Regions from separate parts of the Homo sapiens genome. Here region 2 is linked to region 1. A link is a loop called in an ENCODE intact Hi-C map of the cell type or tissue named here. Cell type or tissue: A673. All regions are shown on one strand. Each heading gives the region's core, and the rest is flanking DNA. Links, peaks and the distances in the headings are about the cores only.

Region 1 (15,647 bases), core at 4,223-12,222:
ACACACACACACACCCTCCATCCAGCCCATCCTCTCTACACACACACACACACACCCTCCATCCAGCCCATACTCTCTGCACACATACACCCTCCATCCAGGCCATTCTCTCTCCACACACACCTCCATCCAGCCCATCCTCTTTCCACACATACACCCTCCATCCAGCCCATCCTCTCTCCATGCACAACCTCCATCCGGCATGTCCTTTCTACACACACACACCCTCCATATAGCTTGTCCTCTCTACACACACACACCCTCCATCCAGCCCGTCCTCTCTCCACACATACACCCTCCATCCAGCCCGTCCTCTCTCCACACACACCCTCCATCCAGCCCGTCCTCTCTCCACACACACCCTCCATCCAGCCCATCCTCTCTACACACACACACCTTCCATCCAGCCCATCCTCTCTCTACACACCCTCCATCCAGGCTATCCTCTCTACACACACACCCTCCATCCAGCCCATCCTCTCTGCACACACACACCCTCCATCCAGCCCATCCTCTCTCTACACACCCTCCATCCAGCCCATCCTCTCTGCACACATACACCCTCCATCCAGCCCATCGTCTCTCCACACACACCCTCCATCCAGCCCATCCTCTCTCCACACACACACCCTCCATCCAGCCCTCCTCTCTCTGCACACCCTCCATCAAGCCCATCCTCTCTACATACACACACCCTCCATCCAGCCCGTCCTCTCTACTCACACACACCCTCCATGCAGCCCTCCTCTCTCTGCACACCCTCCATCAAGCCCATCCTCTCTACATACACACACCCTCCATCCAGCCCGTCCTCTCTCTGCACACACACCCTCCATCCAGCCCATCCTCTCTACAAACACGCCCTCCATCCAGCCCATCCTCTCCCTGCACACACACACCCTCCATCCAGCCCATCCTCTCTCTGCACACACCCTCCATCCAGCCCATTCTCTCTTTACACACCCTCCATCCAGCCCATCCTCTCCTTGCACACACACACCCTCCATCCAGCCCATCCTCTCTCTGCACACACACCCTCCATCCAGCCCATCCTCTCTCTACACACCCTCCATCCAGCCCATCCTCTCTACTCACACACACCCTCCATGCAGCCCTCCTCTCTCTGCACACACACCCTCCATCCAGCCCATCCTCTCTACACACACACCCTCCATCCAGCCCATCCTCTCTGCACACACACACCCTCCATCCAGCCCCTCCTCTCCCTGCACACATACACCCTCCATCCAGCCCATCCTCTCTACACAGACACCCTCCATCCAGCCCATCCTCACCACACACAGACACCCTCCATCCAGCCCATCCTCACCACACACAGACACCCTCCATCCAGCCCATCCTCTCTACACACACACACCCTCCATCCAGCCCGTTCTCTCTCTACACACACACACCCTCCATCCAGCCCATCCTCTCTCTGCACACACACACCCTCCATCCAGCTCACCCCCTCTGCAAACACACACCCTCCATCCAGCCCATCCTCTCTCCACACACACACCCTCCATCCAACCCATCCTCTCCACACACACCCTCCAACCAGCCCATCCTCTCTACACACACACCCTCCATCCAGTCCATCCTCTGTATACACACACACACTCCATCCAGCCCATCCTCTCTACACATACACCCTCCATCCAGCCCATCCTCTCTACACACATACACACCTCCATCCAGCCCATCCCGTCTACACACACACCCTCCATCCAGCCCGTCCTCTCTCTGCCTACAGAATCCATCCAGCCCATCCTCCCTACACACACACACCCTCCATCCAGCCTATCCTCTCTACACACACAGATTGTTCCCTCTCTGCACACACACTGTCCATCCAGCCTGTCCTCTCTGCACCCACACACTGCCCATCCAGCTCTGGGCATCTTTGTCCTCACAGGTGAAACCAGGGCTCTGACCTTTCTTCAACCTCAGCTGTCTAGGACCAAGTCTCTCCGAGTCTCTGACTTGTTTCCTTAGGGGTTTCCAATTAAGAGCTAATCTTGTTCTCCTGCCTAGCCTGGAAGCCATCTACTTCTCCCGGCACCCATCCGGCAGGCAGGTGGTGGCAGTTTCTCTCTGTACCAGAATCACTTCCTTTTGTCCATGAGCTCCTGGGTGGCAGGGATTAGGTGGGCTTAATTGTGTCTGTGGCTCCAGCATTTGGGACAGTGTGGCACATGCTAGGAGCTCAGCATGTATCTGGTGACCACAAAAGAAAGAGGCGTGTGGGACACTGTGAAAACAGCATCGATGGAATCCGACTACGGAATAAAGAGGGTGGGGGCGAGGAAAGGCTGATGTTTCAGTGGAGTATAAAAGAAGGCTGAGTGGCATGAAGTGAGTGTTTCAGCCACACCTGCCTCACCTGCAGCATGCAGAGACAGCCATTCACATCTTACACCGCTGGTGAGGCAAGTGGTAAGCACAGGGCTCAGCAGATGGTGGGCATTTGCCCTAACAGTTAAATAAGGGCTGTAGATGAGCAGATTTTCAAAGTCCCTTCTACAACGGAGTTCAACCAGTTTCAGAAGAGTTGAGCTACGAGGTTCTACCTCCCAGTTCAGCCTCATGCCCAGGGGAAACAGCCAGGTTCTCCCTTGCATTCTAGTCCAAGGGACGGCAAACTTTTTCTGTAAAGGGCCAGGTCATAAATATTTTTGGCTTTGCAGGCCACACAGTCTTTATCGCAGTTACTCTGTAGAGCAAAATCAGCCACAGACATTACAGAAATAAGCGAGTGTGTCTGGGTGCCAATAAAACTTTATTCACAAAACCAGGTAGTGGGCCAGAATTAGCTGTGGCTGTGGTTTCCTGGCCCCTCTCCTAGACCATGAAAAGCTTTGTCTTGCTTCTTTTTTTGTTCGTTTGTTTGAGATGGAGTCTCGTTCTGTCATCCAGGCTGGAGTGCAGTGGCTCCATCTCAGCTCACTGCAAGATCTGCCTCCCGGGTTCAGCTTTGTCTTGCTTTTTAAGGAGATTTAGGAGAAACCCTTTGTTCATTTGCTCATTCACTACATTCAACAAATACTTTCTCAGTGCCTACTATGTGCCAGGCACTTTTGAGCCTATGGGTCAGAGAGGGGGTCATCACCAAAAGATCTGCCATCTCAGACAGTTGGGACTCATGGATAATGCTATACATTTCCTGCTCTATTTATTGTATTTTCCCTTCATTCCCTTAACAGATGCTTGTTAGCAGAGAAAGGCTTGAGATTCGTGCGGCCCACTCCTTCTGCCACTGCAGCCCCACTCTTACCCGTTTCACATACCGGGGTTTTATTTATATGTCTATTACAGGCTTATATATTGGGGTTCCTTGTCACTTGTGAAAATGGGTTCGGTAGCTTTAAAACAAGATTTGAAAGCCACTGGTCTGGCCTAGATACTGCCGTTTTATTGATGGCTGGGTTGTGTGGGAGAGAATCCAAGTCTTGCTAGTGTCAGATTACATCTATTGCTTCCCCTGGACCCATCTTGTCTGTCGTCATGCCCTTGAAAGAGATAAAATTAATCAGAAGGGAGTTATGGCCTCCAAAGTCATCCTGATAGTATCTAGGATCTTACGATCTCGATGGTGTTGGTAAATTGGTTCTGTAATAATGATCCTCCCCTGGCTGAGTGTCCTCAGATCTCAACAAGCAAATTCCGGTGTCCTCCCCCGAGAAGATGTCGTGGGTTCTTGATCTCCTATACCAAGAGCTCACTCAGTATTCAGAAATGCTCCACACAAGGATTGACAGCAGCCAAAGAGGGGCCGTGTTCTCTAAGGTGCTCGGGCTCTCCATGAGGGAAGGAACCCCCAACCACACTCTATCCAACCACTGTCAGAAGACTCACCCCCCATAAGAAGGCATTCCAGTGTCGGCACAAATGCTTCCTGGGAGAAGACACGTACAGCTCTGGGACAGCTGCAGACGTCAAGCCCAGCCTTCCAGGGGACATCGTCTGACTCGGTGTTAACTTCTCCCTTACCTACCCCGCTCCTGCTCACTGCGCTCAGATCTTTGCCCTGGGATCAGAAAGAGAAGGTCCAGTCCTCTCCCGCTTAACAGCCCCACAGATACAGGAAAGCCCCACCATAGCACTATTAATGAGGCCAAAAAGCCTCAAACATTTAAAATGGGGGTTCTCATTTTTCAAAAGTAATGAGATGACCAGGGTGAGTTCTGGACTTCAGGAAGCCAAGATTCATCACAAGTCCTAGCTGTTGCTGAGAATGTCGCTGTGTCTGTCTCTCCACAGGGCCTCCCGCGTGAGCCTCCATGGACTGCCCCCTGTCCTGGAGTGCTCCGCCCTGGGTCAGCTCATTGTCCTGGCCCCCCGTCCTGCCGTGCTCGGCCCTGGGTCAGCTCACTGTCCTGGCCCCTTGTCCTGCAGTGCTCGGCCCTGGGTCAGCTCATTGTCCCAGCGACTCTGCTTGGGGCTCTGCTGATGGCATTCTGAGAGCTGGATGCCACATGGATGTGATCTGACTGGGCGCGGCCTTGTTACGAATATCTCCTTCTCTTAGGAAAAGAGAGTCCTTGGATTAGATTGGCTTTTTGTTTTAATGGGCAAATCATACTATTGACTTTGACACTATAGCCTGCTGAAATTCCCATTTGTATGTTTTAAATTTCAGAAAGGAAAATATTTTCTCTCTCTCTCTCTCTCTCTCACACACACACACACACACACACACACACACACACTTTGAGTTATGGCCATACGTGTAAGCTATGTAAGCTCTTCTTAGGTTTTGCCAAATCACGGAAGACAGACAACCTGGCAGTTTACATGCAATCTTATACGTCCCTAAGATGTCATTCACCAAGCTGCATTCCCTCTCTTGACAGTCTGTAGAAAGCTTGGTTCTCTAGGCAGTGAGTGAAAAGGATCTCGTTCCCAGTCTCGGCACCACCACTCACAGTCGAGTGATCCTGGGCCAGTCACTCAAGTGCTCAGAGCCCAGACTCAGCAAATTTATGACGCAAGAGTCACACTATTTGGTCTCCAAGGTGCCTCTTGACAGGGACCCTAAGATTCCCCAGTGAGGTATGCAGCCTGGCCTGGCAAAGCGCAAACTCCAGTGCAGACAGCTGTGGCTGGATCACTAAATCAATAGTTTGAACCATATGAAACTGCCATTCTTATAGGTCAAAAAGGGTCAAATTTCAGCAATTTCATATAATTCAACCCTGTGAAATCCCAAACAAGACTTTTAACCTCCCAGTTTTCACAATTGCAAAATGAATGTCCTATATTATGGAAAACTAGTTTTAAGATGTCAAAACTCCAAAATTCTATTTGGTCCATTAAAACGACAGTTTCCCCTGTAACACATGTACTCTCCTTTGTACCTAGACAGTGATTACATATGAATGGCTGGCTTCTGGTCTTTCCAGCACAGGTCTATCTAAATGCCTTTACACAGGCCCGCCCCCTCTCCTTCTCGTCAGTGCCTCAGCTTCAGGATGCAAGCACCCCTCCTCTGCTCTTACAGTGCCTTCATCATTGCTCCCTAAAAAGCCTGGACTGGGCTCCCAGCAGTCTCGCCTCAATGCCACCTGCATGTCCACGGCCACATCCTTGCCTCACAGCCTCTCCAATGTGTCCGTTTCTCAAGGCTGTACTTCAGGGTCAAATGGGCTTTCGCGCTAATACCCTATCAAACAGCCTTCTTGCCAATACCATTTCCATGAAAAAAAAAAAGAATCAACCAAAAACAAAAACAAGAAGGTACACACAATGCACTTATTTCTGGATGATGCTGGGAAGTCCCGATGTCCCAATCATACAAATACCTAATGGTCCAAAAGCGTTTGTAAACCAGCTGTCGCCCAGGCATGTTTTCTACAAGAGAGTATATATGTCATGGGTTATAAACAGCGAGTGAGCGAGTGAACCTGTGAACTCCGGACAGTGCCAATTCCAACAGCACAGGCTTCTGTGTGTTCTTCATTAGGAGAAATCTTGTTTTTCAGGGTACAGTTCTCAAAATAGTCAAAAATCTCAGAGGCCAGCCTGATGAATGAAAAAGATGATTCATAGGGCTAAATTATCAGGAGCCAAAAAGTATCCTACAAAAACACAGCAGAGAGATTTTCTCAGATGGCACTGAAGCTGACTTTTAGAGCATTTCTGAAAGAAAAGTTCCAAAAATGTTTTGGGAAATGACAGTTTCTTTGGACAAGCAGAGGTCAGCATCACGGGCACGCAAGTTCCTCTGTGTCTGCATGAGATTCCGCAATGAGCCTTGCTTTTCAGATGCAGCTTCCGGGATGAGTGACTCAGTTCCAAGTGAGATGCAGTAGACGGCAACAAACACACATCTTCTTTCTGACCCCTTCACAACAACAAGCATGGAGGCAGGTCCCGGGGACTCCAAGGAGAACTGGCCTTCACTCCCTGTGCCTGCCAGGGGACAGCCATCTGAACACTGAGGAGTCTCCCAGGCCAGGTCACTAAGTTAGAGAATGCTCCAAGGAGAACTGGCCTTCACTCCCTGTGCCTGCCAGGGGACAGCCATCTGAACACTGAGGAGTCTCCCAGGCCAGGTCACTAAGTCAGACAATGCTCTTTCTTCTTCCAAGTGGGCCAGGCTCATTATTGAGTAATTAGTTCTTACTCAGGTACCCACAATGGTGGCCAAACATACCTGAACTGTGTTAAAAACAAAACCAAACGAGAAAAGTGTTTCTGGTCTTATAATATTTGTTTGACACCTCAAACCTCTTATTTTCATTTCAGAGACTGATTAAATACAGTCTCAAGGTGATAAAATAACACAGTAGGATAAAAATAAAGTGACAAGTGGCAAGGGATGGTTAGTCATCTTTGATACCTGTGGATACTCAAACCCACCATTTAAAATGTCTTAGGTGTTAGATGTGGTAGGTGTTTCTATCAGGAACACGTGGGAATAAAAACAAATTTAGAACTCACATCTGGGCTTCTCACTTCTAAAACAAGGGTCAGGAGGCCAGAAGGCGGAGCAGCGCATCAGTTAGGATTTGACAGGACCACCATGAGGGCTCTGAAGGCGGAGAGACTGCCAGATGCGATAAAGCAGAAGCTCACAGGACTCTTTTACAGGGCTCCTGAGGCCACGCCAGCAGTGGGAAAATCTCCAGAGTGGAACTGAATTCAAGAAACCTGTGTATAGAATACTCCCTCAGCGACTTGGGGTTCCAGATCCAGCCACCTGAAAACTTTCCGGCATACAGCAAAAAGAAAACCCCTGATTTCCTAAACTCAATCAGCTTTGAGTTTAACGAGGGTGCCTCTGGGCCAATGTCTAATGAATCACAGGATCAGAGTCACCGCCTGATATTCTGTGGTTCTGGTGAAGCCTGGGCAGCACAGCAAGACCCTGTCTCTACAAAAAATTTAAATGTTAACAATTAATTAAAATTTAAATTTAAATAAAACGTGTGGTGAGTGGCAAACTGCGGTTTCAAGCAATTAGAAGACAATCCCTCTTCTGAAATCCAGGTCCTTGGCTTTCTCATGCTGTCTCATCCTCCCAGCACCACACTCTCCTTTCTTTGCCTCCCAGTTCTTTTCTGTTGGCTGCTTCTCCTTCTGCTGCTGGGCTTTAGCAAGCTGATCCTGAGTGCAGTTGGTGGATGGCGACAGGCCGGATGAAGACAGCGATGGCAGTGACGTGACGTCGCGGAACCAGAGGTTGTGCCCCATTGCAGTGGCCATTGCCAGAAGCCCAGGCCCGCTGCGGATCCACAGCCCTCCCTGCATCCTGGAACCCCCGCCACCTTGTCACTGTCACTCTGGGTGAACTGCTTGCTTTGTGTCTGTCTTCCCATCAGACGACAGGCTCCCAAAGGCCAGGCCAGCCGTGTCTGCATGGCTGAGCTCGGGGCGCTCCAGCAGGGCGTCTGGCATGCAGCAGAGAGGGATCAATACTGAGAACAGAACAGAGGAAAAGGGCAGAAGCTCCAGGGCCAAGGTCAGCAGGAGGGAGGGCCTGGGCAGCCACAGCAGGGACACGAAATCTGACTCCGTTTTTTTCATCTGTAAAACTGAAATTGTGACTCAAGAGTTGTGGAGATTAAATATGAAGACCGCTGAAAAGTGACAGTGGCGCTGGCTCACAGCTGCACTCAGTTGTGGTGACAGCCAGTGCCCTTGTGTCCACCTATGTAACCATCCCCAGCCTGGGGACTTACACAGCCCAACGTCACGTGTATTTGCTGCACTTTTAGTTGCAATTCACAAAAGCTGGCTCCGGCTGATTAAGCAGAAAAGGAGATCAACGTGAGGGGCTGGGTGGAAGGGGAGGGGTGCCAGGCAGCTCACTCTCACCAGCCATGCCGAGGGCCAGGCTAAGGGGAGCCTCTGGGGGCCAAGCTCGGAGCCTCACCAGGGCCATGGCCCAGCAGGGGAGTCTCTGCGGCCCCCATCCAGCACAAAGGAAGCCACCCCACAGCTCTGCTGCTGCCTTAGGCTGCTGCGTGCCAGGGACCGACCACCACCTGGAAGTCACCGGCACTGCTGCCACCTCGACCGCCACTCACAGCAGCAGTGGCAGCCCCCACTGTCCCCTCACGCTGCCACGTCTGAATCAGTCTCACCCAAATGCTCAGGCCAGCAGAGTCGGGTCACAGCGAAACTGGAAAATAGATTTCTTATTTTCATATTGGGAAATGCGACTAATAACCTAGGAAATTTCCCCAAGCACAGGAAGACTACTCCAAAGATAAGGAGCAGCCACAAACCCGCCAGACGCCGGCAACCTGACTTCTGAGTGTTTCCCGGCACCGTGAACACAATAGACGACACGTGATACGGTGCGGCCTCTGCGCCCGGGAAGCTTCGCCCTCTGCTGGCAGACGGCGGGATCCATCGGGTGCTGGGAGGACCGGGAATCACAGCAGGCTGACCAGCCATAACAGACAGAGTATAACCCCAAAGAGTCAATCGCTGTCAAAGGAAGACTGTTAAAAATCTTATACAGTCATATAATTTGGGTTGAATAATGAAGATTCTCATAAAACCCTATCACTCAAATCTCCGATTTACAGTACTTGTTGCATGGTTTGAAAAGATTTCCTGTTACAAAATCCCCACTGTGTGATTTGCTGACTCTGATGTAGGAAGACAGACACGGTCACCAAGTTCACACAGAAAGGATCCATCTGAAGGGCTGGAAACGCCCAGGCACGCGGACAGGCAGCGGTGAAGCCACAGAGATGATCTTCCCAAGACCCCACGGAGCGCCACGCAAGGCTGCAGAGATCCAGGGAACAGCGTGCTGTGCGCGGGGAGGTGGTCTGGCGAGATCGGAGTTGAGATGGCCAGGGCTGAGGAACAAAGTGTCCAGGGTTCCCAGCGTTTCTCAGAATCACCCAGGCAACCTCATCAGAAGACATGGTTCTGCTCCACATCCAGCAACCAAGACTATGTGATCCTGACACCTGCAGTTCAGCCCTCCACTCCCGTCCTGTTCAACCCTCCACTCCCGTCCAATTCAGCCCTTCAGTCCCGTCCAATTCAGCCCTCCACTCCCGTCCAGTTCAGCCCTCCAGTCCCATCAGTTCAGCCCTCCACTCCCGTCCAGTTCAACCCTCCAATCCCATCCAGTTCAACCTTCCACTCCCGTCCTGTTCAGCCCTCCAATCCCGTCCAGTTCAACCTTCCACTCCCGTCCAATTCAGCCCTCCACTCCCGTCCAGTTCAGCCCTCCAGTCCCGTCCAGTTCAGCCCTCCACTCCCGTCCTGTTCAACCCTCCACTCCCGTCCAATTCAGCCCTTCAGTCCCGTCCAATTCAGCCCTCCACTCCTGTCCAGTTCAGCCCTCCAGTCCCGTCCAGTTCAGCCATCCAGTCCCGTCCAATTCAGCCCTCCACTCCCGTCCAGTTCAGCCCTCCAGTCCCGTCCAGTTCAGCCCTCCACTGCCATCCAGTTCAGCCCTCCATTCCCGTCCAGTTCAACCCTCCAATCCCGTCCAGTTCAACCCTCCAGTCCCGTCCAGTTCAGCCCTCCAATCCCGTCCAGTTCAACTCTCCACTCCCGTCCAGTTCAACCCTCCACTCCCGTCCAGTTCAACCCTCCACTCCTGTCCAGTTCAACCCTCCACTCCCGTCCAGTTCAACCCTCCACTCCCGTCCAGTTCAACCCTCCACTCCCAACCAGTTCAGCCCTCCACTCCCGTCCAGTTCAGCCCTCCAGTCCCATCAGTTCAGCCCTCCACTCCCGTCCAGTTCAACCCTCCAATCCCATCCAGTTCAACCTTCCACTCCCGTCCTGTTCAGCCCTCCAATCCCGTCCAGTTCAACCTTCCACTCCCGTACAGTTCAGCCCTCCACTCCCGTCCAGTTCAGCCCTCCAGTCCCGTCCAGTTCAACCCTCCACTCCCGTCCAGTTCAGCCCTCCACTTCCATCCCGTTCAGCCCTCCAGTCCCATCAGTTCAGCCCTCCACTCCCGTCCAGTTCAACCCTCCAATCCCATCTAGTTCAACCTTCCACTCCCGTCCTGTTCAGCCCTCCAATCCCGTCCAGTTCAACCCTCCACTCCCGTCAGTTCAGCCCTCCACTCCTGTCCAGTTCAACCCTCCACTCCCATCCAGTTCAACCCTCCACTGCCGTCCAGTTCAGCCCTCCACTCCTGTCCTGTGCCCCCATTGAGTAACGGACTGGGGCCACCTTCACAGACCTGACAACCCTGGGGAGGAGCAGGTGCAGGAGACGGGGAAAGACAGACAAAGGGGGACCTGCCCGCCCTCCAGAAAGGCCCTCACCATTGACGACACCGCCACAATCTCTCCCACAGCCAGGCTGAAAGTGATCTGACAGTTTCAACTCACCCCTTTCATTTATGTCTATATCCAGACAGTCTTCTAAGTGTCTGTCATATCCATTTCTGATAAATTCTCACCTCCTCCCAGGCGGTTCATAGGCTCTGTTCTCCTTTCTTTCCTATTTATTCTGTATTTTCCTACAAGATGACTCCTTGTTACATATTACCATCATCACGCCAATTCTATGACCTGAAAATTTCAAATCGCTGCTTCCCCCCTTTCTACTGAGTTCCGAGGCAGTCACTTGGGTCTGAGCCCACTACAATGTAAAGCCACGCCTTTTACAAACAATACTGTGCTGAACTTATTGACAGACACAAAAACGAAACTGGGGTGAGCTGCATGGGCACCCAGCGCAGACGCATTCAGCCTGAGGGACAGAGGCCCGAAGTCATCATTTCGTCATGCTAGCGGTGGCCTGGGTCCCGCCCCGCCCCTTCCCTTGGCTCCTCTGAACAGCGCTGTACACACCTTTCCCACATTCTGGGTTTCTATGGATATTTGGTTGGATTTGTTCTCTTTTCCCCCCTTCTGTTTCCCAGGTTAGTGTTTTATGCAGAATTCATTATCTAAGATTCTTTAACTTATTCCCTGGTCACTCGTTTTTGGTGATATCATATATTACTTTTTGTCATAAGAAGTTTGGTTTTCTTTATGAAATTACGGTTGGGCCATAAACAACACACAGTTTAGGGGCACCAAACCCCAACACAACTGAAAAATCTGTGTGTAACTTTTGGCTCCCCAAAAACTTAACTACTAATAGCCCACTGTTGCCCAGAAGCTGTACTAACATAAATAGTAGATTAACATATTTTGTATGACAAATGTATTACAGACTATATTGTTATAATTAAGTAGCTAGAGAAAAGAAAACATTTTTAGGAAGATCATAAGGAAGAGAAAATATATTGACTATTCATTAAGTGGAAGTGGGATCATCATAAAGCTCTTCATCCTGTCGTCTTCACACTGAGCAGACTGAGGAGGAGGAAGAGGAGGTGTTGGTCTTGCTGCCTCAGGGGCAGCAGAGGCAGAAGAAAATCCATGCGTAAGTGGACCCCCCCAGTCCAAACCCATGTTGTTCAAAGTCAACTGTACTGTATAGTTATAGAGTCAAAAAAGAGAACTCCTTTTCCTATATTTGCTATTTAGGATGTACATAAATATACGGTTTCAAACTCCAATCTTTTTATTTTTTTTTTAATTTATTTATTTTTTTGGAGGGAGTCTTGCTCTATTGCCCAGGCTGGAGTGGCGTGATCCGGGCTCACTGCAACCTCCCCCTCCTGGGTTCAAGTGATTCTCCTGTCTCAGCCTCCTGAGTAGATGGGATTACAGGCGCCTGCCACCACACCCTGCTAATTTTTGTATTTTAGTAGAGATGGGGTTCTACCATGTTGGACAGGCTGGTCTCAAACTCCTGACCTCAAATGATCCGCCTACCTCAGCCTCCCAAAGTGCTGGGATTACAGGTGTGAGCCACTGTGCCCAGCCCAAATTCCAATATGTGTCAAAAACTCCAGACAGCCCCTCCCAGCCCTCACCCAGCAGCTCCTGCCAGTGTCTCCCCGGACCCAGCGGCTCCTGCCCTAATGTCTCCCGGCCCCAAGCCAGAGGTAGAGGGCATTGGGGTGGGTGCCTCCCTTCCTCAGTGGCACAGTGTTCATGCAGGAGCCCTACCATGCTGGGGCCCCAGAAAGCAGGCCTATGGAGACTGTCTCTGTGCAATAGAACCAGCAGCCCCACTTCTGCAGGAGCAGCACCAGGCAGCCAGGAAACAAGAGCCCCGCCCTGCCCACTACCTGCGCACAGCCTCAGGAGCAGCCCGGGCACGGAAAGACGGCATCCCCACTCTCGCTCATGTGCCAGCTAAAACGCACTTCTCCTGGAGGGAGAGAGTAGACTGCCCGTTACCAGAGGCTGGGAAAAGAAGTGAGGCAGGGATGAAGAGAAGCTGGTGAATGGTATAAACATAGTTATATGGAAGGAATAAGTTCTAGTATTTGATAGTATAGTAGGAAAATTAGAGTTAACAAAACTTTACTGTATATTTCAGAATAGCAGAAGAGAATTGTAATGTTCCCAACACAAAGGAAAGATATGTTAGCCATTTGGTTATCCCAAATGATCCTATTTGATCATGACCCATTGTATACATGTATCAAAATATCACATGTACCTCCAAAATATGTACCTCTATGCTATATCAATTAAAAAAAGAACAGGCCTGGGAATGCTCTCGGCGTCTCCCACACACAACAGAGCCACACCAGCCCCAGGAAGAACATTCCAGCGCTGGCCGACGCTGTCGGCCGTGTGTGGCCACGGAGGCCTCAGAGAATGAGGCCCACTTGCACAGACTGTGGGGCTCTGACAGCTGCCACTGGAAACACAGCCCGTGGAAGAAGGCCAGGACCCAGTCCCCAAACCTAAACAGGGTGACTGAAATATGACCCAGAGTTTCCCATGAACCAGGAAATCAAAATTTGAATGAGAAAAGACAGTCAATGGACAGGATGATCTTAAAGCAGCCGCCATAAAGATGCTTCCATGAGGGACTCTTCTCTTGAAACAAATAAAGGGAAAAACTCAGAAAATTTCAACAAAGAGATGAAAGATATAAAAAAGAACCAAATGGATGAGTTCAATAGCAGCACAATAAATATGGCAGAGAAAACATTTAAAGACAGAACAACAGGAAATGTCCAATTTGAACACCAGACCAGAGAGAAAATAGACGGAAAAAAAAATGAACAGCCTCAGGAATGCGGGACAATAGCAGATGGCCTCAGTCTCCAGAGAGGAGAAAGTGAGGTTGAAAAGCATTTGTGGGAATAATGGACAGAGAGTCCTCGAATTTGGTGAAGGACGTTGCCTACAGATTCAAGAGCCTGAGAAAATCTCAAGTAGCATACACCCCAAGAAAGCTATTCCAAGACATGGCACGATTAGACTTCTGAAAACTAAAGACAAGAACGAAAATTGAAAGCAGCCTCTGCTCTTCATTCAAACTGGATCACCAAGTTCTCACCCGAAACCAGAGACCAGAACAAAGCAGAACAATATTTTTCAAATATTTCCATTTTTCAAAGAATTGTCAACCTTGAAGTTTATATTCACTGCAAGTATCCTTAGGAATGAAAGGGAAATAAAGATATTTTCAAAAGGAGGAAAACTAAGGAAGTTTGCCACAAGCAGACCTACCCTCAAAGGATGGATAAAGAAAATTTTTCAAACGGAAAGAAATTATAATGAAAAAAGGCTTAGAACTTCTGAAAGAAAAGAACAACGAATGGGCAAAAACCAGTAAATACAGTAGACATCTTTCTCCTCGTGAGCTTCTTAAACCATATTTGATGGTTGGCGAAAAAATTACACCACCACATCTGATGGTCAATGTACAGAGAGAAAACACTTAAGACAATTATATTCTTAAAGTGGGAGGGCAGAGATGGCCTCGATGGAAGTGGGGCTCCTCTATTCCTCTCGAGGTAGGAAAATGCCAATAACTGTGGGTTTGGTAAGTGACATACGTATATTGTAATATCTAGAGCAAGCATCAAAGCACCTCTACAGAGTTGTATATTCAAAAACACTGTAACTAAATCAAAATGGAGTATTAAAAAACGTTCACATAACTCAGGAAGGTGAAAGAGAAACAGAACGATGAGAAACAAAGAGAACAGAAAACAAATAACAACATGGCGGAGTTAAGCCCTAAGAGATCAATAATTTAGAGGTCAGTAGTCTCAGTATACCAATGACAAGACAGAGATTGGCAGAGGGAATAAACACACGCACATAAACACACAACCCAGCTCCATACGGCCTATGCAGTCTACAAAAAATCCCACCTCCCAAAACCCAGAGCATCCCGGGAAAGGAAAAACAGTGGGCGAGGGAGGTGGGAGTGGAGGGCATGAAAATGGCCGGCGCTCGACCAGGACCAGGGTCACTGACTTGAGACCCCAAAACGACAGATGCTTCCCGATGGGAGTGAAGGTTGAAGAGACCGGTCCACACCTCCTTCTGTTCTAACACCCCCCTTACTACCTGTTCAAAGGAGGTAATCATGTGGGAGAGAGGCAGCAGAGCTGGGGGTTAGGAAAGAGACGGTGGTGTGGGTAGGATTCTCCCTGCAGGCTCTGGCAGCGCCCCTGTGTACGCACAGGTGTGCAGGCTCTGGCAGTGCCCGTGTACGCACAGGGCAGGGACGCTCCCTGCGCTGCTCCAAACTGGAATATTCGCGTCTCCCCACTGCAGACACCAGAACACAGCCACTACCCCACACAAGCAAGAACAGCCCCTGAGGTTATGTGCCCACGGCAAGGTCACCACACTCTGTTAGAGAAAAAGGAGCTGGAAAGTTGTTTATATATTAGGAGTGCATGCTTGGTTCAGCGCCAAGGTCAGAAAACAATGTTTCCACAGTCACCCAAGATTGACTACAGCAAATAGCTATCCGTTCTGAAGACGACAAATGGTTTCCAAACAACAGGAAATAGATACTAAGGGTATTATAAAAATCTTCCTTTTTAATATTTTTCTTAGGGAGAGAAGAAATACCAGTAAGTTCTCAAAGGCTTTTAAAAGTCTTGATAATTGGCCGGGCGCGGTGGCTCACGCCTGTAATCCCAGCACTTTGGGAGGCCGAGGTGGGCGGATCACAAGGTCAGGAGACTGAGACCATCCTGGCTAAAACGGTGAAACCCCGTCTCTACTAAAAATACAAAAAATTAGCCGGGCGTAGTGGCGGGCGCCTGTAGTCCCAGCTACTTGGGAGGCTGAGGCAGGAGAATGGCGTGAACCCGGGAGGCGGAGCTTGCA
Region 2 (15,647 bases), core at 2,823-10,822, 120 kb before region 1:
TAAGAACCCAGAGTTGTGTTATGACACACGATATAAAAGGCTCCTGGTGGCTGTTCTGCAAGAGTTACCGGCAGGAGAGACCAGCAGCAAGTTCTGGGTAATTACAGCCGTCATCAGGTGAGCCTGGACGTTACCCGGAATCAGCCCTCACACCTGCAAGGGGCTCCGCGCTTTCTGAAGGGCTTCTGCGCCGTGCGCTGTAGTAATGGTAATGGAAGTAGGAGTAAGAGTGATAATAACACTATCGTCGTGGTAATAACTTTAAAAGCGGCTGCCATTCCTTGAGGTTCTGCACTGGGCCAAGCACTAGTTCCATAAATTATAGCATTAAGCCTGAGAACATCCTCATCAAAATGAATTAGATGCTGTTATCCCCACTTAACAAATGCAGGCACCGAAGCACAAGGAAGGTAAGTCCTTGCCACCTTGGCCCCACAGTGAGTGGCAGATGTGAAACACAAGCCCAGGCCTGTCTGACTCCAGATTCCAGTTCTTCGGGCCTCGCCCAACAAGCAGCGCTTGGTTCTCATGTTGACACTGGTTGGTTCCCAGAGCAAACATCATCCTCCCAGTGCCCACGAGGAAACACTCAGAGAAGCCACACAATGCAGAGGTGGAGAATTTGACACCCTCCCAATGCTCCTGTCCCCTAATCCAGCCCTTCTCCTTTGTGTGCTCCCCTCTTGCTGTGAGCCCTGAATGGATTCGCCCTGAGAGAGGACCCCACCAAACGACGTGTCTTAAGCATAAGGAGAAATGTCTAAGATAAGGATTTTGCAAAAAGCCAAGAGGATGTTGAAGGGAAGCAAGTGGCGTCCCATCTTTAATGGCTGGTCTGCCGGTGACTTTAGCCACTGGCTGGGGAGACGGCCACGGGGGAATGGCTAGGATGACCTTGACTGGACGTAAGGGGGCTCAGCAGTGCCTGGAGGAGCCCAGCTGTCCGAGCTGCCAGCCAAGCCGTCCCAGGGACCTGCAGGAGCGTGCAGATTGCGTCCCTGTGTCTTCAGGAGGTGTTATAATTGGCCGGCTCCAACCACAGCGAGCTCAGATGACTGCTTTATGGTCGTTGGAACAGATCGCATCCTGTATGGCAATACGTCACTTCTTGAACCACAACATGCCCTTTGTCCTATTGAATTTTTAAGCACTTTAAATCCCTTCCTTTAATAAGACTACCCATGAAGCCAAAGTTTAAACAAAGGAGTTACTCACCTTAATCTTCCCTCAGTTTATCACGTCCAACATCTTGCACATTTCAAAAGGAACACACATTAGCAGTTTCCAATAATGAAGGTGTGAAGGTCACACAGGATCTGTTCTCTCAGCAGGAGGAAGAACTTTGCTTGGCTGTCGTGAAGACAAAGTGTTCTATTTGCTACAGATGCCCCGAGAGGGTCTCTGCAGTTCCCCCTTGGGAGGGTCTGGACTGACTGTAGAGGCATGAAGGTTAGGAGACCCTTCACTCCTCTCAGGCTTGTGCGTGGCACTTAGGGCTATGATCCTAATTGTGCAGGAGACAGGGGCCACAAGCACCAGCCCTCTGAACTTTCCCGACGCTGCCAGGCCATTGCCTCTGCCTCAGATGGGGCCCAAGCCAGCTTGAAAGAGGAGCACAACCCCTGCCCCATGTCCAGCTGCCTCTCAAGGGGGAATATGGGGTCCCTGGACTCGGATTCTGCACCTGCATTGTGGACAGCCCTTTCCTGACGTCCCACCTCCACTGTTTCACATGAATGGACTAAGCTGTAGGCCCTTCCAAGCAGGAGAGCGTGTTTTACTTGCTTTCTATCCTGAGTACTTAGCAGAGCATCTGAAGCCCAGTACATGTTTGCTGAATGAATGGCCTCAAATACTACTTTACCACGACCCCATTGGACAGATCATATACCACTCTGCTCTAAACACTGGGACAGATCAAGCTTTAAAAATAAGTCTAATGGTTGCCATTTTGTTTGATAGTCTCCTCTTAACACTTTTACATTATTTTGCATAAGATGCAGACCATTTATGGAATTTGATTTTTTATTTACTTATTAGCAACATCTAAGCGAAGGTTATGGCCCAGGCCCCATGCTAGACACAAAGAATTCAAAGATAAGCATGAACTACATTGCCCTCTCTCCATGTTTTGGTCTCTGACTGCTGAATATCAGCCCAGAAATCAGATAGTTGCTTTAAATTAAATATATTAAAAATGAAGTAGAAATCCAAATCCACAATGAACCCAGGCACAACGACACGCACAGTCCTGCAAACATCGTGCTAAATGTCAACACACAAGAGGCAGCTGAGCCCTGCCTTTCAGCTCCGGCCTCGAATCCCGGCTCTGAGCTCATTTGCTCTGCAACCCCAGCACTGCAGGTGCCTCCCGGGGCCTCTGATCTCTGGTGGGATGTGATAGGGCCGAGCACACAGCTGTAACCACGATGGCCCATGAGTCCTGGTTACAGAGGGTCGTTCCCAGGAGGAACTTTGTGGGGGCAGTGGGCAGCACAGGTGGGCTCCACACAGGGAAGGTGCCCAGGGTGTGCACCAGGAAGTCAGGAGCGAACCAGGTCCTGCTGTGTGGCTGCAGACTCCAAGAGCTGTCAGTTCTCGGGCATACGGGCGCCCCCGCATCACGTGGCCAGCTCGGGTCTGCAGCGCTGTCTGCACACTGCCCGGCTGTTCATCCCAGTGCACTGATCTACACGGTCCCTGCTCTGCAGCTGCATGCTGGAGGCAGGTGGGGAAGCAGGGTGCCTCACCCACCGGGGCTCTATCCACAGGGGAGTCCAGGCTGGTCTGTTCCCTCTGCAGTACCTGGGGTTCCCTCCTTCCCCACATCACCACATTCTCCTCGTGGGTGTCTGGAGGTCACCTTGCAGGTCCACAGAGGGCGGCTAGATTGCCTGCTCTCACAGGCAGCTGACCAGTACCACAATCACACCCGGCCAGGAGGTCACTCTGTCACCCTGCCTGGCGAGGCCGAGACAAGCTGCAGAGGCCATAGAACACCAGCTTTCCAGGGAGGCTGCAGGGTGTTGCTCAGAATGATGCACAGACAGCTGATGGCTGTGGCAGGGCTCATCCTCACTCCAAGGGCATCTGCTACATGCCTTTGAGGAGGACACTGAGGCAGACACTTTCGTGCAATTCATCTGCCCGCCCGGCAGGCTGAGTCCACTTTCTGTCATGCTTAGAAGGATTCAGAGCAGAACACCGCCCAGGGAAGACCTGAGGTGTGATGCTCCGGTCAGCTGGGGAGGCACGAACACACAAGGGCTTTTGGAAATGGAGGGAAGGGACCAGCGCCTGAATACTGGTCACACACCAGGCACCTTATGTGCATCTTGCCATGGAACCTGCACCTTCAGGAGGAGCCCATTAATACCATCTGTTTACAGATGAGGACGCTGCTGCCCAGAAGAAGAAGGGTCATTGCCCCAGGTAGTGAAGTAGCCCAACCATGATTCCAACTCAGGACCTCTGGCTGCAAAACCCATGTGACCTCATTCCACTAAATGATGCCACAAACAAAGCCAAACAAAATTAAAGCGGGGGCTGGGCACAGTGGCTCACGCCTGTAATACCAGCACTTTAGGAGGCCAAGGTTGGTGAATCACTTGAGGTCAGGAGTTTGAGACCAGCCATCTCTACTAAAAATACGAAAATTAGCTGGGCGTGGTGGTGCATGCAGGTAATCCCAGCTACTTGCAAGGCTGAGGCATGAGAATTGCTTGAACCCAGGAGGTGGAGATTGCAGCGAGTTGAGATCGCACCATTGCACTCCAGCCTGGGCGACAGAGCGAGACTCCGTCTCAAAAACAAACAAACAAACAAAAACGGGGGCAGAATTAAAAATGCAGATTCACCGAGGACACTCGTGTGAGGTGCTCCCAAGGTGGGGAAGCAGGAGGCGGGCTGTGTGGAGCATGCCGGAATTGTCGCTGGAGTCTGGCCTGACTCCAGCTGGGAGGGTCAGGCGGCGGCCCAGGGCTCTGTCGGTGAGCTTAGGAGCCCCATGCAATGAGCCATCCTCTGCACTAGAATTTGTCGAGTGCCACTCTGCAGTGGTCTCTGATTAAAAATTAAACAAAATGAACTTCTCCCGCAGCCAACTGAACTTTCTCCTGTGTATAAATACATGAGCACAAGCAGCCGGCTAAAGACAAAACAAGGTCGCTTTTGGCCGCACCAGTGAGCCAGCCTCCCATGCAGGCTGAGGGGTCCCCAGGCCTTGAGAGGGTCCCCAGGGCAGTGGTGGCAGCGGAACCGCCTTCGATAGCAGTCGCCTGATCACTCTGCAGCTCCGCTGGCTGCCAGAGCCAGTTTCTGTGGCCTGCCCACCAGAACAAAGGAAATCCGTGGATGGGCCCTGGTCACAGTCACGGTGTGGACAGGACTCTGTGGCCTCCAGCGGCCCTCAGGGTTCAGCTTGTGCCCTGTCCTCACTAACCCTGACTCCCAGCGCTCTTCCCAGGGAGCCTGCAGACAGAACTGGCTCTGCCCTGGGAAGAGGACAGGGCCTGATGGGCCTGAATGCCTGGCCCTGGGGCACAGGAACTGCCCAGACCTGAAAGAGCCTGGCAGTCACAGGTCAGCCTCCCTGAGCTGCACAGGAAGGCCCAGAGGGGAGAAGGGACTCGACCCACGTCTCCTGGCCGGAAAGTGGAGGACAGAGAGAGGGGCGGGAGCACCCGTCTATTGCTGCGTGTAACACACATGGCCCAGGCTGCTCCTGGCCACGGGGCTTCTTCCCTCCCCAAGTGCCATTTTCCTGCAGCGTAGACTGGGGCTCGCTGTGCGACGGGTCAGTGGCCGGGTGCGCGTGTTCGCGAAGCATTCTCGCGATGCCCGAGTGCGCATCAGAGGCGTCACTGTGGTGGGAGAAACACCTGGACCACGGTCCTTGCCCTGAGCTGCTTAGAAAACACATATTGGATTAACTTCTCAGAATAAAGATTCCCCACTAGTGAAACTGTGCAGACTGCGCTACTAACGCGGACACTCCTTGCACACCTGCTTTGATCCCACTCTGGCTCACAGTGACTGGCTCAACCACAGGCCTTTGCTGGTGGGTTCTGAGGTGAGAGCATTTGGGGTCTGAGCCCCACGAGCTCACGGTCTAGTGAGAAGGTGAGTCGTGGCCCGAAACTATGATAAAGGAAGGCACCAGGGCCCGCCACATGGGACCAGCGGCCCTAAGGATTCCCTGCCATTTTTGAGCTGGACGTCACGAGCCATATGCCCTGTGATGGAGGCCTCGGGTGCAAGCAAATCCACACCCACGCAAATGCAAATGGCTGTTTCCACCTAAGATGCAATGTCAACTTCAGACTCGTGTCCAGGACTGAATCAGCGTCTCTGTGGCTGAGATACCTGAAGAGAGAGAAGCTGGCGGCCGTATTAGTAGGAAATCCCGTGGTTTCTCGGGGGAGAAGTTGATGCCGACAGATCTTTTCATTTTTCCCGGCCTCTGGTAGGTGGCCTGTGAATGGCTTCTCCTGAGGGTGCCCTTGATGGCTTCATCAGTCAGGGCCCTTAGCTCTCCCCTCAACTACCACACAAGCACAATTTCAGCAGCACCAAAATGACAACAGAAAGGCAATTCCAACATCACCATTTTCCACACGCTTATTAAGCAGTAAGACACAACAGGGCATGAATTATTATGCAGTAACTCATGCCTAGAAGCCATTGCAGACACAAAAGTCGAAGGATTCATCATTATCATATATTCAGTTCTATTTTTCTTTTTCACGCTGTAAAAAAAATCATGTCTAAATCTTCTAAAACCATCATAGTTACATCAAAAAGTGGATTGGGCTATCAACTCCGACAGTTTAAAATAAACCAGCAGCTGAGCAGGAAAACCTCTTGAATGCTTTCCTCTAGGTTTAGAGTCTGTTACTGGTGATGATGATAAAGACCCTGCTTCTTATTCCAAAAAAAAAAAAAAAAAAAAAAAGCAGAAAAGGAAGCTGCCCAGTGGAAAGGCCTGTGGGGCCGGGTGAGCCCCCTTGGGCATAGGCTGCCTGAAGACCCCGCTGGTCCATGGGTGCCACATCAGGAGGGTGGGAGGGCACACAGCAGTCTGAGGTCTGTCATGTGATGGCGCCGCTGGAGGGCCCCCAGCTGTGAGCCCTGAACCATGCGGCTCCAGGGGGTTGGCCAGGCTGGTTCATCAGCAAGTGTGACCGCACTTCGACTCTGTGCAGGGCACTGTGCCAAGCCCTGAGGACCCAGCAATGGACAGAGGTCCCCAGGCCTTCCTTTGTGGGGCTGACATGCTGGATAAGGAGTGTTGAGGAGAAGCCTGCAGAGGTGCATCTCAAAGACCACTGGGAGGCAGGTGGACCCTACCAGTAGCACCCTTGAGGGCTGCTCCCTGACCAGGCCTGCTGCACACCACTGGCCCTCATTCCCCACCCTCTCCTGCTGCCAGGTGGGAGCAGCTCAGGGTTCTGTGGCCACCCATTCCTGGGAAGCTAAGGATGGCCCCAGGGCCACTGGTAGGCTGCCCTGAGAGTCTCCCTTACCCTTGCTAGGGGCAGAGGCAGCCTCAGAGCCGGCAGGGCCGGCTCTTCCTCCACGTGCAGGCCCAGCACAGCCTAAAATCCAGGCCAGATTCTTGCTGTTGCAGTCCCACCACTCAGACACCCGTGCCCTCCCGTGCCCACCCAGCTCCCTGCCTGGCTGGCGCCCCCACCCCTCCAGGATTCAGGGGAGCCATCCTCTCTTCACCGCCCACTTGTGCTGGCAGATGCCCCATACTGAGCTGCATGTTTCTGTCCCAGGCTGGCCTCTGTGAGCTTAGAGGTTATTGGCAATGCGTTTCCTCCCCGTCCCAGGCCTCTAGGCAGGGTACATGTTTGTGGGAGGGGCTCCCCAGACCTCCCATCTGGCATGGAGGGACTGAGTGGGTGGGTGGGTGCTGTGCCCGTAGTACAGTGCCCACAGAGAGAGGGTGAGAGCTGCTTACTGCACAGCCAGCTACTGCCCAACGCAGGTAGCTGGGTGGGCAGACACTGGGCCATGATCTCGTGGGCCCTGTTGACAACAGCTGGAGCTGGAACACGCTCCCTGCTGAAGGCGGGACAGGGGCCCTGGCAGCCAGGTGGCCACTTCAGGGACGTCTATGCAGTGGAAGAGCCCAGAAACCGACTCAGGAACGAGGGAGGGAAGAGGCGAACCCGAACCCACAGGGAGCCGTGAGGCCTCAGGAGGGCGCCACCTGCCAAACTTGCGCTCCTGTATCTGCAGGAATTGTATTCGATGCTACTATCAAAAGCAAAGCGTTCTCGAAAACCCTTTGTAATCTGCAAAGTGTCCATCATTCAGAAAGACATCGTTACGCTTTCCTCTTAATGAATTTATAGAAATAGGTGAAGACGACCAACTTACACCAAGCTTGAAGCTCTGGGGCTGATGCCCGATGCCCTGGGGGCTGCCTAACTGGGGCCTGGGGCCACCCCTGCACTGCCCCTTCCTGCTCTCCCTTTCCACCTCCACCCTTCTCAGAGCAGCCTACAGAGTCTGACCTACACTGAGGGATTGGGCTCCTGCCCTTCCCAACACAGGGGGCACGGAGCCGCCACGGCCCCTTGGCTGGGATTAGCCCGTGTGTCCCCCTCACCAGAAATCAGCCCCTTCATGGGGCCGCCTCACACTCCCAGCCCAGCCCTGTGGGCTTTCAGGTAGGAGGCAGAGACCGCAGGGAGGGAGCTCCCAGAGATGCACCCCGTGGACCACGCCCTCCCTGTCTCTTCCTCCTTCCCCGGAGGACCATGCTGGACAAAGTAGCAGCTCAATAAACATGTATTGGATTGCTCCGGATCACAGTCAGGTCTAGGACTGCACATTTATCAATTCCTTTCCACGTCAACTCAATATAAGTCGGGGCAAGCCTCGTAAGATGTGAGAAGTGGAAGCTGCAGGGAGTGTCTGGAGCCCGGAGACAGGCCATGGGTGCCTGATCTGGAGGAGTGTGAAGGGAAACACCCAGGAAGCAGGGTCTGTTGAGTGCCTCAACACAAGGCTGCAACAGGTGGGACTTGACCTGCAAGTGCAGGAGCCAAGGGTGGGCAAGCATCTCCACACGTTTTGATTTTAAGGAAAATTATTCTTGTGACCACGCACAGGGTGGGAGAAGGAGTGAGCCCACTCGCTCACTATTCCAGCACCGACACGGGGACGCTCACTATTCCAGCACCGACGTGGGGACGCTCACTATTGCAGCACCGACAAGGGGCACCAACACGGGGATGTTCACAATTCCAGCACCGACATGGGGACGCTCACTATTCCAGCACCGACACGGGGATGCTCACTATTCCAGCACCGACGTGGGGACGCTCGCTATTTCAGCACCGACAAGGGGCACCGACACGGGGACGCTCACTATTCCAGCACCGACAAGGGGCACCGACACGGGGACACTCACTATTCCAGCACCGACACGGGGACGTTCACTATTTCAGCACCGACACGGGGACGATCACTATTCCAGCACCGACACGGGGACGTTCACTATTTCAGCACCGACACGGGGACGATCACTATTCCAGCACCGACACGGGGACGCTCACTATTCCAGCACCGACAAGGGGCACCGACATGGGGATGCTCACTATTCCAGCACTGACAAGGGGCACCGATACGGGGACGCCCACTCTACCAGCACCGACACGGGGACGCTCACTATTGCAGCACCGACAAGGGGCACCGACATGGGGACGCTCACTATTCCAGCACCGACACGGGGCACCGACATGGGGACGCTCACTATTCCAGCACCGACACGGGGTCGCTCACTATTCCAGCACCGACACGGGGACACTCACTATTCCAGCACCGACACGGGGCACCGACACGGGGACGCTCACTATTCCAGCACCGACACGGGGACGCTCACTATTCCAGCACCGACACGGGGCACCGACACGGGGACGCTCACTGTTCCAGCACCGATACGGGGCACCAACATGAGGACGCTCACTATTGCAGCACCGATACAGGGATGCTCACTATTCCAGCGCTAATACGGGGACGTTCACTATTCCAGCACCGACACGGGGACGTTCACCCTTCCAGCACCAACACGGGGACGTTTACTATTCCAGCACCGACAAGGGGCACTGACAGGGGAATGCACACTATTCCAGCACTGACACAGGGATGCTCACTATTCCAGCACGGACACGGGTCACTGACACAGTGACGGTCACTATTCCAGCACGGACAAGGGGCACCGATATGGGGACGCTCACTATTCAAGCGCCGACATGGGAACACTCACTAGTATTCCAGTGTTCCCGACACGGGAACACTCACTTCTCAGTAACGCTCACCGCTATTCCAGCGTTCCCAACACAGGGACGCTCAGCGCTATTCCAGCGTTCCTGACACGGGGATGCTCTCCAGTATTCCAGCACTGACATGGAAGCCCATGTAAACCAGGAAATGGGGCTCCTTCCTCCATCAGGCAGCCCGGGGGCTGGATTCCAGGACACAGTAAGGGAAGGAGGAGACACAGGGAAAGGCCCCAAGGCTATGACACTGGAGCTGGCTTTCAAGAATGAGCAGAATTTCACCAGGTGGAGGAGGACTTCCAAAGGATTTGCAAAGAAGAGCCAATCTAGACAAAGGTGATCTGACGCGTCGTTAGGAAAGGTCGCTCATCTGTTTGATCAGAATGTCAGCTATGACAGAGATGCGGGGATGTCCATGAAAAGCCAGGCTGGGTCAGAGGACCGTGATTGATGGTTAGTTGATTGATTGATTTAATAAACCCTCATTAACTGCTATTACACATAAGGCAGCATTTCAAACCAGAAACTCGCAGGCTGTTCCCTATGTGATTTTTAGTGCCTCTTCAATAAGCCATGCAGAAATCCAATCAGCAAGGCTCAGTAAACACTAGTCAATCACAATCCTCATCGTCACTTCCTGAGACCATAAAGCGCATGACGGTGTAACTGCTGGGGCATCTGTGATAGGCTCCGAGCCCCTGCATTGTTCTGGAAGCTCGGCCACTCTACTGGTGCATGGGACATGTTTTTAAGGTTATCTTACATTAGAAAAGTGAGTATCAGGAGAAGTCAAAAAGACAAAACCTGTCAACGGAGGGGTGCAGTCAGTTACGGAGCCATTTTTCTTGATTCTTAGGAAATGGCCTTCTATGTACTGCTTTCTATTTGCAAAATAGTCACATTGAATTCACTGGTAGCACAGAATACCTTTGGAAGTTCCATTTTAATCCATCTCTATTTAGGGGATCTTGCTTTTAAATGACCCAGCTTATGGCTTTCAATGTCTCAAAGGAATTAAGAACTTTCATTTTTCACATATTTCATACAAATATACAAGGCAGTATTTCAATTATCCTTTCGTCTCTCCATCAAGCACTTTATCTTGAGATAGACTAAGAGCTTTGGGTTATTTACTGAAAGTGAGGACCCAATTCTAGAAATGTTCCAAACTCGGCATCTCCTCATTCAGCCTTTAGGGGTAAGATTACCAGACCCAATGACGCCTACTAGTGTTTTAAGATACGAACCACTGTCCCATCCACTTGCCCACCCACCCATCCATCCCCTTCCAACCACCCACCCACTTACCCCATCCAACCACACACCCACCTACATACCTATCCATCCACCTACTCACCCACCCATCATCCATCCACCCATCCAGCCACCCACTCACCTATCCACCCCCATCCAACCACCACCCACCCACTCACCCCATCCAACCACCCATCCATCTACACACCCATCCACCTACCCACCCACCCCTCACCCTCATCCACTCACCATCCACCCACCCAGGTATCCATCCACCCACCTATGCATCCATCCACCCACTCACCTACCTATCCATCTACCCACCCATCCACTGACCCACTATTCATTCACCCACCCATCCAGCCACCCATGCACCATCCACGTAACTGTCCATCCACCCATCCACTCACCCATCCACTATTCATCACCTACCCCCCACCCACCCGCCCGCCATCCACCCACTCACCCATCTACCCACCCATTCACCAATCCATCCACACATCCATTCATCCATCAACCCATCCACCCACCTGTACCCACCCATCCACTATCCACTCACCCACCCAATCTGTCCATCCACCCTTCTACCCACCCACCTATCCAACCCAGCCTGACTGTCCCCTGCCTGGCACCCACTTTCTCTAGCCCTGAGGTCCTCAGGGGCCCACAAATCTTTGACCTGGTCTCTGCCTTCTGTCCCTCACCCCTTCCTTCCCTCCTCTGATCCCCCACCCCCCATTTCTGGTGTCTTCAGTCTCTGCCTCCCTGGCTACAGGAGATGCCTTTGCAGGGCCTAGCACAGTGTCTCAGGGAGAACACCAGCAGGCTCACCCGCCCTGCTGAAGGCCTGCTCCTCCCAACTCCGTCCCCCAAGACCTTTGTCTGGGGTCCTTGTTGTTGAACTAAAGCTGGCCCTCTGGAGTTCCCACTAACAAGGGCTGTCCTCATGTCATTGGTGACACCCCTAGGAGCCCATCCAGTGCTCTCACACCCTGCCCCCAACACCGCAGCTTTTCACATCCCAGAGGAAGCAGCCACAGCTCTTCTGAACGAGCCACACACATTATGGGGCAGGTGCAGCCCACACAGTGTGTCCCTGCAGTATGCAGCATGTGCCCCGGGTGTGGGGAGGGGGACTTCCGGCTCCAGCTCCAGGACACCCTGAGGATGCTGCGTGATGCTTGCTGTGGGTTGGCAGGGCTTCACCAGGACACCCTGAGGATGCTGCGTGATGCTTGCTGTGGGTTGGCAGGGCTTCGCCTGCTGGTGTCAGAAGATGATTCTCAATTAGCGCCAACCCTCCCTCCCATCACCCGGCCAGGCAGAGAGCAGGAATGGAGAGCCACAGCCCGGCCATTTAAGAGCAGCGCCAACTCACTGGGCAGCCCACACCAGAAGGGGCTCCTGAAAAGTGTTAAATCCAAAATCTCCCATTGCTCCCAATCTCACACAGCTCCTGGATTCTCAGTTTAGCCCTGCCAGGCCCATGCTGCAGAGGCGCCTGCGGGGAAAGTGGGTTACTAATGACCCTGCTTTGTGCAGCTGGACACGTGCCGAGGTAAGTCAGGCCCCGGCCAGGGCACACCATGGATGACATTCATCTTTTCTGGCACTGACGCTGCCGTCCACAGCCACAGGCGACACCGCACAGCACCTGACACTGCACAGAGGGGCCAGGAGGACGGGTCGAGGCTGACTTCTTTCCCCATATTCCCAGCCCCCCAGGTCCTGGTAAAGAAGGTCCACATGTAATCCCATCACCTTCAACACAGCTTCTGTGTAAAGGAGGGAAGAACCCCATCTATACAGGAGGCTTGTCCAGCACAGCCCCTCCACCACCCCACGCGCAGGGGTGTCCAGTGCAGCCCCTCCACCACCCCACGCGCAGGGGTGTCCAGTGCAGCCCCTCCACCACCCCACGCGCAGGGGTGTCCAGTGCAGCCCCTCCACCACCCCACGCGCAGGGGTGTCCAGTGCAGCCCCTCCACCACCCCACGCGCAGGGGTGTCCAGTGCAGCCCCTCCACCACCCCACGCGCAGGGGTGTCCAGTGCAGCCCCTCCACCACCCCACGCGCAGGGGTGTCCAGTGCAGCCCCTCCACCACACCACGCGCAGGGGTGTCCAGTGCAGCCCCTCCACCATCCCACGCGCAGGGGTGTCCAGTGCAGCCCCTCCACCACCCCACGCACAGGGATGCAGGCTTAGCTCTGAAAATGGCATGGGCAACAAAGGATGCTGGTGATGAACCCCAAAGTCTCTGCATGGCTGCATCCTAACTGTTCCAGCTGTCCAACCAGTCACCTAGAGGTCACTGGGCTGCCTATGGGTAAGAATTGCTGGAGGCAGAGCCTGAGAGACTTGCATGAAGGGGACATGGCCTATGCCCCGGTCGGTGGACAGAGCCGGGCAAGGTGCCCCTAGCCTGTTTCAAAATCCTCAGAAGGGGGATGCTTGCTCTGTTTACAAGGGGTCCTTAAGATAAAACTATGTCCTGTGTTTGAATGTGTGTGCATTTTACAAATAGAAGTACTGTTGATGACGCCCAAACCGTGGCCACACTGATGATGGCCGCACTGGCAATGGCCGCACTGGCGATGGCCACACTGACGATGGCCGCACTGATGATGGCATTGGGTCCCACGTGGTGCTGTCCTGGGGCACACTCGCTTTCTCTAACGGAACCTCTCACCCTGTTCATCTGGAGTTGCTCACCAGATCACACCCTCGCCTTCCTATTCCAGGATATCCCTTCTCCCCCCTCTGTGCTTCTCCACTGGACTAGTCTATCCGCATTCAGAAACACAGATATTTCTCCTTCTTAAAGAGAGAGATCCTCAGCCGGGCGCGGTGGCTCACGTCTGTAATCCCAGCACTTTTGGGAGGCTGAGGTGGGCAGATCACCTGAGGTCAGGAGTTTGAGACCAGCCTGGCCAACAAGGTGAAACCCCATCTCTACAAAAATTAGCCCGGTGTGGTGGCGCATGCCTGTAATCCCAGCTACTCTGGAGGCTGAGGCAGGAGAATTGCTTGAACCTGGGAGGCGGAGGTTGCAGTGAGCCAAAATTGCGCCACTGCACTCCAGCCTGGGCGACAGAGCAAAACTCCGTCTCAATAAAAAAAAAAAAAAAGAAAGAAATAGAAAGCTCCTTGTGGTCACAGGCCCTGGGGGGCTACTCCTCCTGTTGTTTCCTTTACACAGCCCCTCCCGCTCCCAGCTTCCTACCTCTCTTATCCCGTGCCGCTCCTGCAGTTCATGCTGCTCCTGCTGTCCACGCCGCTCCTGCCATCCACCAGCTGCCAGGGGGCCTCCCCAGGGCCATCCACACCTCCATGTCCGTGTCCATCTCCAGCTCGTTCTCCCCCACATCTGACGCCCCATCTGCAGCATTGAGGGTGCCTCAGTCCTTCTCCCGGAAACCAACACTTTGCTTGGCTCCTGGATACCCCATGCCCTGTGCCCTCCCACCCCCAGACTCCTCTGAAGGAGGATTCAGAGGAATCTTCGCCTCCTCTGAAGGAGGATTCAGAGGAATCTTCGCCTCCTCTGAAGGAGGATTCAGAGGAATCTTCGCCTCCTCTGAAGATTCCTCGTCCCAGAGCTCACCTGAACGTCTTCTCTACACGACTTTCCTGTGGTCTTCTGGGGGCCCTGCCATCCGTTCACCATTGAAGGACGCTTGTGTTGCTTCCAGCACTTGGTGATTATGCCTGGGTAGAAATATCTGTGTATAGGTATTTATGCAAACATAAGTTTTATTTTCTGGGGCTGGCATTGGCAAACAGGCCCCAGGCCACATCCATCCACCGCCTGTCTTTGTAAACTCATGGTGTGTGTCTGGCAGGACAACCACAGAGAGGAACATGGACAGTGACTGTGGCCCTCAAAGTCTAAAATGTTTACTTTCCAGATCCTTTCTCGAAAAGGATCCAGGGTAAAGACGTGAGGGCTGACTGGTGTGGTGAGTGTGTGTTAAACTCATGAGAAGCCAGCCACCGGGTGCACAGTGGCCTCACCATTGCACACACACAACGCACACACACTGGCGGCTGTGTGCCAATCAAAGGCAGTAAACCATCCAAACTCTAAACTTCAGTCCTCACCTGTTCAGTGGCTTCCGTCTCAAAAAGGCAGGACCTCCAGTTCCCCATGGCTGGGCCTCCTGCCTCATTCCCATGCCAGCCCAGCTGCCTCCCTACCTGATCCACTCACCCAGGTGCCACCCCACCCCAACCCTGGGCCTTGGCTCACGCATCGCCTTCTCAGAGAGCCTCGCTCCCACAGCGCTCCCTGGCCCCTCCTCTACACTCCCCTGTGGCATCTGTCCCCATGTCACCTGATGGCCCACAGGAGCACTCACTCCAGGGGAGCTGAGACTTGCCCTAATCACAGCTGTGGCTGCAGCAACAGCAGGATCTAGAAGTGTGGGTACACAGTAGGCACTCAATTTATGTTTGTTAAACAAACACATTTTCTTTCAAGTGACAGCAACTGAAGGGAGGACTGACATTACAATGCCACACATTCCTCACACGTGCAGGTTTTACCTGGAAGCAGAAATGCTGGAGGGTCTGCAACACACCTGTCTCTGTCCACCCCCACTCCCCACCAGCACACCCCTCCCCAAGGCCCCCCGTACCAGCTTGCCCCTCCCCATGCCCCCCCCACCAGCACGCCCCTCCCCACGGTCCCACCCACCTGTGTGCCCCTCCCCACTCCCCACCCCCCACCCACCAGTGCGCCCCTCCCCACTCCCCACCCACCAGCGTGCCCCTCCCCATGGCCTCCCCACCAGCGTGCCTCTCCCCACGGCCCCACCCACCTGCATTCCCCTCCCCACTCCTCATCCACCTGTGCACCCCTCCCCATGGCCCCCCAACCAGCATGCCTCTCCCCATGGCCCCCCCACCTGCACGCCCCTCCTGACTCCCCACCTGCGCACCCCTCCCCACGGCCTCCCCACCAGCGTGCCCCTCCCCACAGCCCCACCCACCTGCATTCCCCTCCCCACTCCTCACCCACCTATGCACCCCTCCCCACGGCCCCCCAACCAGCGTGCCCCTCCCCACAGCCCCACCCACCTGCATTCCCCTCCCCA

The links. Peaks named below come from ENCODE experiments on the same cell type or tissue, not always from the same donor. Only the 100,000 strongest peaks of a DNase experiment are listed, where the experiment ranks them.
Region 2: it touches region 1 in a loop (17-fold over the local background); 9 of 110 quality-filtered maps call a loop at or near these places.

Annotation. Positions count from the first base shown.
Region 1 is chr2:3,294,948-3,310,594 of GRCh38, forward strand. All of the region lies in intron 3 of EIPR1 (EARP complex and GARP complex interacting protein 1), which reads right to left. Among named protein-coding and RNA genes, the nearest start is that of EIPR1, 75 kb to the right of the region's middle. RefSeq lists a silencer at 11,713-11,883. In A673, for the core only: a CTCF peak has its summit at 8,846 (motif pointing left); a DNase peak (open chromatin) is centred at 8,814; H3K4me3 peaks cover 411 bases; H3K27ac peaks cover 1,112 bases.
Region 2 is chr2:3,172,249-3,187,895 of GRCh38, forward strand. It overlaps LOC107985840 (a long non-coding RNA gene), which reads right to left and starts at 15,120. Exons shown (of 4, transcript XR_001739257.1): 1 at 14,156-15,120; 2 at 13,775-13,930. RefSeq lists enhancers at 6,050-6,807, 7,566-8,323, 8,324-9,079. In A673, for the core only: a CTCF peak has its summit at 7,206 (motif pointing right); a DNase peak (open chromatin) is centred at 7,213.